2 separate regions of the Homo sapiens genome follow, and region 2 is linked to region 1. A link is an interaction called in ENCODE POLR2A ChIA-PET data of the cell type or tissue named here. Cell type or tissue: B cell. All regions are shown on one strand.

Region 1 (4,000 bases):
GCAGTGGCCCTAGGGAGGAGGGGAGGCAGGTTCATGGGACATTAGAGGCTGTAACTGGGCAGGGGAGAGCAGGAGGGACGGAGCCGTCGGGGCTCAGCTGTGGATGCCTGGTGGCCAGGTGAAGAGGAGGTGGGGAGGCAGGATGCTGACTTCTGACAGTATGTCCTGGGCAGAGGTGCCTGAGAGAGCCCTGGAAAGGCTGGGGGCTGTGTCTGTGTCTTGAGATGTGGACATCTTTGGCAGTGGTGAGGTGGGCGCCCCAGGATGGTGAAGAGGGAGAGGGTGGAGAGCAGGCAGAGAGGACTGAGGCCTGAAGGAGGGAAGGGTTTATGGGAGAAGAGGAGGAGGCGCCAGGGACGGAGCCAATACCTTTGGAAGGCTCAAGGGGAAAGCCAGATCACCATAATTATTTGCTACCACTTATTAAGCACCCTTTGTGTACCAGGCCCTGGGGTAAGCATTTGTACAGCCCTTACCTCATCTAACCCACACATCTCTACAGATGAGGACGCTGGGGCACAGGGAGGGGACGTGAGTTGCTCAGGGTCGCACAGCTGGCACATGGCTTAGCGAGGATTTAAATCCTGGACTTGAGACTCCAGAACCCAACATAGGTGTAAGGATGTTGGGGAACCTAGAGAGGGCAGTTTCCCTATGTAGGATGTATCTCAAAACCTGGCTTCCCAAGAGGACAGAGCCAGTGGGTGGCAAGGAAGTAGGGAGGAGGGGAAAGAGACAGGATGTGGGTGAGGGCCTGACCCCACTCTTCTCCCCAGTGGTGTGCCCTCTCCCCTGCATGAATGGCGGCCAGTGCTCCTCGCGAAACCAGTGCCTGTGTCCCCCGGACTTCACTGGGCGCTTCTGCCAGGTGCCCGCAGGAGGAGCCGGTGGGGGTACCGGCGGCTCAGGCCCCGGCCTGAGCAGGACAGGGGCCCTGTCCACAGGGGCGCTGCCGCCCCTGGCTCCGGAGGGCGACTCTGTGGCCAGCAAGCACGCCATCTACGCCGTCCAGGTGATCGCTGACCCTCCTGGGCCCGGGGAGGGGCCTCCTGCCCAGCACGCAGCCTTCCTGGTGCCCCTAGGCCCGGGACAGATCTCAGCAGAAGGTACCAGGCAACTGGCAAACCCGGGAAGGTCGCCAGTGGGTGGGCACTAGGGTGGCCAGGGCAGGGCAGGTTCAGCCCTGGAGGAGCTCAGCGCGGTGACCCGCGGCGCGGTGCGGGCAGCCCTGAGGCCACCGCGCCCGCCCCCAGTGCAGGCCCCGCCCCCCGTGGTGAATGTGCGCGTCCATCACCCGCCCGAGGCCTCAGTCCAGGTGCACCGCATTGAGAGCTCGAACGCCGAGAGCGCAGCCCCCTCCCAGCACCTGCTGCCGCACCCCAAGCCCTCGCACCCCCGGCCGCCCACCCAGAAGCCCCTGGGCCGCTGCTTTCAGGACACTCTGCCCAAGCAGCCGGTGAGTGAATCCACAGTCGGGATCTGCCTTTCCTTCTCTCAGGGTTGCTCTGCCCCAACTCACTCGGATAGCAGAAAACTGAGGGGCGGGGGAAGAGGAAAAGGCCCAACCCTAACAGGCGGCACCGGGGCGGGGTGCTCTGTGACCCCACCTCCCCCTCCTTCCCCTAGTGTGGCAGCAACCCCCTCCCCGGCCTCACCAAGCAGGAAGACTGCTGCGGTAGCATCGGCACTGCCTGGGGCCAGAGCAAGTGCCACAAGTGTCCCCAGCTGCAGTGTGAGTGCTTGGGCTCAGGGGGCGTTCCCTATCTGGTGGCCCCTCCCCACCCACCCCACCCATCCCTGCAGTGGGAGTCCCCAGGTCACCAGATTCCTCTCTACATCTGCTGTGCCCCTCCCCAGTTCCCTCCTCACCCTCCCCTGCCAAGCTATCCTCTCTCTGCAGACACAGGAGTGCAGAAGCCAGGGCCTGTACGTGGGGAAGTGGGCGCTGACTGTCCCCAGGGCTACAAGAGGCTTAACAGCACCCACTGCCAGGGTATGGCCAGCTAGGAGATTCTGTGGGCTGGAGGGGCAGGCCAGCCATCACTGGGGGTGGGGAGGGTCCCAAGGTGGGCGAGAGAGGAGGTGGGGCTGGGGCAAGACCCTGAGGTTCTTGGAGCAGCCTGCTGTCACCCCATGGCCCCAGACCAGAGGGGCCAAACTTCCACTTACCACAGACATCAACGAGTGCGCAATGCCGGGCGTGTGTCGCCATGGTGACTGCCTCAACAACCCTGGCTCCTATCGCTGTGTCTGCCCACCTGGCCATAGTTTAGGCCCCTCCCGTACACAGTGCATTGGTGAGACCTGGGGCTCAGGTTCCTGGGAGGTCACAAGGCATGGGTGGGAGCAAGGATCAGAGATCGCAAGAGATCAGAGTGGGGTTAAGGGTTGACTGCAGGAGGAACAAGGCCCAGAGCCAATAGGATCAGGGATCAGCAGGGTCCGGGGTCACATGAGATCTGCCATTAGCAGTCACATGGGGTCAGGGATTACATAGAGTCAGAGTCATGCAGAACATAGGCTTGATGAGTAGGAGTGGTGAAGTCCAGGATAGCTAGAATCGGGAGTCAATGGGGTCAGTGGTCACATAAGTTTCAGGGGTCACATGAGTTCAGGGTCATATGGGGTCAGAGACCACATGGGGGATCAAGGGTTGTCTGGGCCGGAGAGGCAAGGTCTGCAGCAGCTGGGCAGAGGGACGTGGGCAATGTGCAGGCTCAGATGCCCATGCCCCCCACTGGCCCCTGCAGCAGACAAACCGGAGGAGAAGAGCCTGTGTTTCCGCCTGGTGAGCCCTGAGCACCAGTGCCAGCACCCACTGACCACCCGCCTGACCCGCCAGCTCTGCTGCTGCAGTGTCGGCAAGGCCTGGGGCGCGCGGTGTCAGCGCTGCCCAACAGATGGCACCGGTGAGTCAGGGTTACCCGGGGATAGGGGTTCATAGGTCCATGCACCTGTCCAGGAAATGCTCACTTTTGTGTCTGCTGTCTTGACTGCAGCTGCGTTCAAGGAGATCTGCCCAGCTGGGAAGGGATACCACATTCTCACCTCCCACCAGACGCTCACCATTCAGGGCGAGAGTGACTTTTCCCTTTTCCTGCACCCTGACGGGCCACCCAAGCCCCAGCAGCTTCCGGAGAGCCCTAGCCAGGCTCCACCACCTGAGGACACAGAGGAAGAGAGAGGTCTAGCCTGACCCCTTCTGATCCCTGACCCATGCCAAGCCCCTAGGCCTGACCCCTTGACCCGTGATCCACAGATCTGACCTCACAGTCTAACCCCCAATTCCTTATCCCTGACCCATCCACTGACCTCCCACCTGACCCTCTGACCCCTGACCCAGATATTTGACCCTGAGCTATAACCTCCTAAGCCTTCTACAGCCTGACCTGTAACCCAAGGCCATTCAACCTGATCATGTGACTACTATGCAAACACACCCTAACCCCAGAATCTAACCCCTGACCCTTGACCTGGAGACATGATTGTTGAACTCCCAGAGACCCTAACTGCAAATACTCAGCTGCTGATCCCAGATCTGACTCCCTTCTCCCGCCCCAACACTTCATGGCCCCATCTTCTTCCCTTTTAGGGGTGACCACGGACTCAGTGAGTATGAGAACCCAGATGGGAGGGGTGGGCAGGCGAGGGACAGGAGGGCTCATGCTGCTGTCACCCGCAGCCGGTGAGTGAGGAGAGGTCAGTGCAGCAGAGCCACCCAACTGCCACCACGACTCCTGCCCGGCCCTACCCCGGTGAGCTGGGCACTGTAGGGATGAGTCCTCAAGGGCTAAATCACTGGGTGGGCGGGGAGTTCACAGTTTAAGTACTCGGGGACAGTCAAGCTGGGGTGGGGCGCCGGGCCAAGACTGAAGTGGAAAGGGAGGCTTCAGTCAATATCGTCTCTGACCAGAGTGCACTGCCGCCCGCAGAGCTGATCTCCCGTCCCTCGCCCCCGACCATGCGCTGGTTCCTGCCGGACTTGCCTCCTTCCCGCAGC
Region 2 (4,000 bases), 730 kb before region 1:
TTCTTAACTCTTCTATTGGCTGTTCCCACCGTGAACTGGCAAGCCCGTGATCCAATCCCAGGCACCGCAAGTCGCTCCGCCTGTCCCTCACCCGGATGTTGCCTTCTGCCGAATCCGCTCAGGCCAGAGCTCGTCAGTGGCCAATTGGGAGAGGGGAGGGGCGAGCCGGCGCCGCCGAAGAGCCAATGGCAGGCGCGGGGGATGACGCCACGGACATGGTGGCCGAGACCGGCGGGGTGGGGGACGTGTCGCGCGGCCGGGTGGCCTCGGTCGGTACCCTGGGCGCGGAGCAGCTGCCTCATTAGTATTCGTACCCACGAGGCGGCGCAGCGGGCCCTCGGGGACAGCGAGCGTCGCGGCCATGGCTTATCACTCGGGCTACGGAGCCCACGGTGCGTGGGGCGCGGGCGGGGCGCGGCGCGGCCGGCGGGGGGAGAGTCGGCGGCGTGGCCCGCTCACCCCGAGGGAGATAGCGACTGGGACCGCCGCCCAGGGCGGGGGTGTCACTCGGGTTCCTGCCCCTCGTAACACTCCAACACGTCCCGGACTTCGCCCTCTCGGCCCAGTCCTGGGAATCCCATGCCGGAGTCGGGCAAAAACGGGGTCCGCCTCCTCCTCCAGAAACTCCTTTGACTGTTGTGAACCTGATGAGGTCCCTGATCACTGTCCAGGGCCTCCAGGTAGCCAGCTGTCGCCTCTCCCAGCTTTGTTCACGGAAGGATGCCCTCCCAGTTATTTTCACCTAGCACACTTCTACTCACTGTGGCTCAGTTCAGAGGTCACTTCCAGTGAGAGGCCTTCAGAAACCCCAAGTGGGCAACCAGTTCTAGGCGCTGCCTCAGCTCTTTCTTTGCCTACATTTAGCAACGGATTTCTCGCAAAGGATCCCTCATCACAGTTTTTTCTCAGTTAGCTCCCCCTCACCCAGCTTGGGGTCCCCTCACTGATCGGTGCCTCCAGGACCCGTGCAGGGCTGTCCAGCCAGGGAAGGGGCGGTGGTTTGGGCTCATGCTTGGTATTTCTGTCATCTACTCTGATACCTCCAAACCCACAGGCTCCAAGCACAGGGCCCGGGCAGCCCCGGATCCCCCTCCCCTCTTCGATGACACAAGCGGTGGTTATTCCAGCCAGCCCGGGGGATACCCAGCCACAGGAGCAGACGTGGCCTTCAGTGTCAACCACTTGCTTGGGGACCCAATGGCCAATGTGGCTATGGCCTATGGCAGCTCCATCGCATCCCATGGGAAGGACATGGTGCACAAGGAGGTGTGGCCTGCCCCCGGGGCACGGGTGGCAGAATTTTTGGCTAGGGCTGGGGCATCATGGGATTCCACCCGATTCCTCACAGTGCCCTCAGGGATGGAGCACACAGAGGGGCACCCTGAGGCCTGGGGTGCGGCTTGCCCACAGCTTCCTCTCTCCCCTCCCAGCTGCACCGTTTTGTGTCTGTGAGCAAACTCAAGTATTTTTTTGCTGTGGACACAGCCTACGTGGCCAAGAAGCTAGGGCTGCTGGTCTTCCCCTACACACACCAGGTGAGCTTCCTACCAAGGGAGCTGGTGGGCCTTCCTCATTCTGCCCGAGTCTGGCCCCCAGACCTCAACCCCCTTCTCTCCTCTTTTCTCTTCTTCCCCTCCTGATGTGGCCGCTGCTGCCACTGCCACTGCCAGAACTGGGAAGTGCAGTACAGTCGTGATGCTCCTCTGCCCCCCCGGCAAGACCTCAACGCCCCTGACCTCTATATCCCCAGTGAGTCTCCAACCTGGGCTGGGGAACGTGGTGGGGTGGGGTCGGGGGGGACTTGTGCCTTGAGGGATGAATGGGAAGAGAGGCGCAGCTACTGAGTCAGCATCTGTTCTTGGTGCTTTGTGTATGTGTGGCAGTTGCAAGACACCAGGCAGGCAGTGCAGGGTGACCAGTAAGGAGCTTCCTGAATGCGCCTTCAGTGTCCCCAGGACACCCTTTTGAGACCTTCCTGTTTCTTGATTTGGACTGTATCCCTCCCCAGCCTGGAGCTCTGGGTTTAGACCTGGCTTTGCAGACTCCAGCTATGGGATTTCAGGCTGGTTATTTGTACTTTTCAGTAAAACAGGACTAATGTAGTCCCTACCCCAAAGGACTGTTGGAGAGATTCAGCAAGGTGATGTTTGCTCAGCACCTCACCTGGCACACAGGAAGGACGTAGGAAACATTAACTCTTATCATCGTTATTGCTTGTCCTCCAAGGCGTGCTCTGTTATCCCTTCTTCCAAGAAGCCTTTCCTGACCCCCTGAGCAAGTGGTGGCTCCCTTCTGGGTTCCCACAACTGCCTGTCCACATGGCATTTTTCAGGCTGCCCACACATACAGCTGACTCTTCTCTGTCCTGTTGGCTGCACAGGGCCAGGCCCATCGTGGACACCCAGGGTGAGTGAGTGTGCAGGGACCAGCCCGCAGATGAGCTTCCAGTGAGGGCAGCCAGTGGGACTGAGGGCAGGCAGCCAGCCTAGGTGTGCTGGGCAGCACAGGGGCTTCCATCCTTCATCCCGTGTGCCCATCGTAGCCACCGTGTAAGGCTGGAACTGGCATCCCCATTTTACATGTTGAAGCCAAGCCTCAGAGGAGCTTCAGTATCATTGAGGCCTCAAAGTTGACAGGTGGTACAGCTGATTTCCTGACTCCAGAACTCCAGACACTCCCCGCTGGTGGTCATGTCAGTGCTTTTTTTTTCTTCTTCTTTTGAGACAGGGTCTCACTCTGTCACCCAGTCTGGAGTACAGTGGTGTGATCTTGGCTCACTGCAGCCTCTGCCTCTCAGGCTCAGGTGGTGATCCTCCTGCCTCAGTCTCCTGAGCAGCTGGGACTGCAGGCTACAGGCGCCTGCCACCAGGCCCAGCTAATTTTTGTATTTTTAGTAGAGACAGGGTTTTGCCATGTTGCCCAGGCTGGTCTTGAACTCCTGGGCTCAAGTGAGCTGCCTGCCTCAGCCTCCCAAAGTGCTGGGATTACAGGCGTGAGCTACTGCGCCCAGCCAATTCTAGTGCTTTAAGCGGGGCAGAAGACAGAGTTAAAACTGCTGCTAATGCCCGGCTCCCACTGGCTCTGAGCTTTTATGAATACTGCCCAAAGTTAAACTTGGAGTTCCCTGCATTGTTGGGCAGCCAGAGCCCTAGCCAGTGCTGAGACTTAGAATTGCTGACTGCGGTGAGGTCATCTCCATGACCCCAGACTCAGGACAGCATGGGTGTCCACTGAACCTGGCTTCTGGTCTTGCCAGAAACCAGTTTGGTCCCTGTATAGGCGGAACAATGGCCTTGGCCCATGATACAGTTTCTGAGATGCAGCAGAACACTGATGAGCTTCCCAGCACAGGGACAGGAAAGGTGGCTTGTGGTTCTGGAAGAAGGGTCAGGTGGCATTTACACAGTGGGAGAGGGCTGATCGGAGACAGGCATTCCAGGCAGGGCATTTGGAAGCAGAATGTGGAGGTCAGGCCATGCTGGGCTATTCAGAGAAGGAAGTATGGGACATGTCGGTGAACCCGAATGCCTAGTAAGGCAGCTCTGATGGAGGAAGCCAAGCTGATGGCATCTCTCTGGCACTTGGCAGCGATGGCCTTCATTACTTACGTGCTCCTGGCTGGGATGGCACTGGGCATTCAGAAAAGGTCAGTGCCAAGCCCCTCCCTTACCCTCCCCTCCCTGTGAGCTCTTCTCCCAACCTCCCTAGGGCATATGTGGTGGTCCCCAGCTCACCCTCTGTTGCCCCAGTCTCTCTTCCTCACCCCTGCCTCAGGATGCCTGGCTCTGAGCCACCCCTGCTTTGGCGCAGGTTCTCCCCGGAGGTGCTGGGCCTGTGTGCAAGCACAGCGCTGGTGTGGGTGGTGATGGAGGTGCTGGCCCTGCTCCTGGGCCTCTACCTGGCCACCGTGCGCAGTGACCTGAGCACCTTTCACCTGCTGGCCTACAGTGGCTACAAATACGTGGGGTGAGCACTTGTGGGCCAGGGGGAGGTGGCCTTG

Evidence for each region. Peaks named below come from ENCODE experiments on the same cell type or tissue, not always from the same donor. Only the 100,000 strongest peaks of a DNase experiment are listed, where the experiment ranks them.
Region 2: POLR2A ChIA-PET joins it to region 1 with 7 read pairs; 1 of 35 experiments calls an interaction of 5 or more read pairs at or near these places.

The regions. Positions count from the first base shown.
Region 1 is chr11:65,551,157-65,555,156 of GRCh38, reverse strand. It overlaps LTBP3 (latent transforming growth factor beta binding protein 3), which reads left to right. Exons shown (of 28, transcript NM_001130144.3): 2 at 777-1,106; 3 at 1,254-1,456; 4 at 1,627-1,732; 5 at 1,901-1,993; 6 at 2,175-2,297; 7 at 2,751-2,909; 8 at 3,000-3,185; 9 at 3,593-3,609; 10 at 3,683-3,755; 11 at 3,933-4,000. Among named protein-coding and RNA genes, the nearest start is that of LTBP3, 5.2 kb to the left of the region's middle. RefSeq lists a silencer at 1,691-1,740 and enhancers at 1,660-2,335, 2,336-3,011. In B cell, CTCF peaks have their summits at 2,659 and 2,864 (motif pointing right); DNase peaks (open chromatin) are centred at 1,726 and 2,916.
Region 2 is chr11:66,285,347-66,289,346 of GRCh38, reverse strand. It overlaps YIF1A (Yip1 interacting factor homolog A, membrane trafficking protein), which reads left to right and starts at 204. Exons shown (of 8, transcript NM_020470.3): 1 at 204-392; 2 at 1,055-1,266; 3 at 1,431-1,535; 4 at 1,671-1,749; 5 at 3,589-3,646; 6 at 3,811-3,966. The coding sequence starts at 362. RefSeq lists enhancers at 1-27, 1-189 and a silencer at 128-587. In B cell, a CTCF peak has its summit at 337 (motif pointing right); DNase peaks (open chromatin) are centred at 96, 2,016 and 2,386; H3K4me3 peaks cover 1,187 bases; H3K27ac peaks cover 1,248 bases.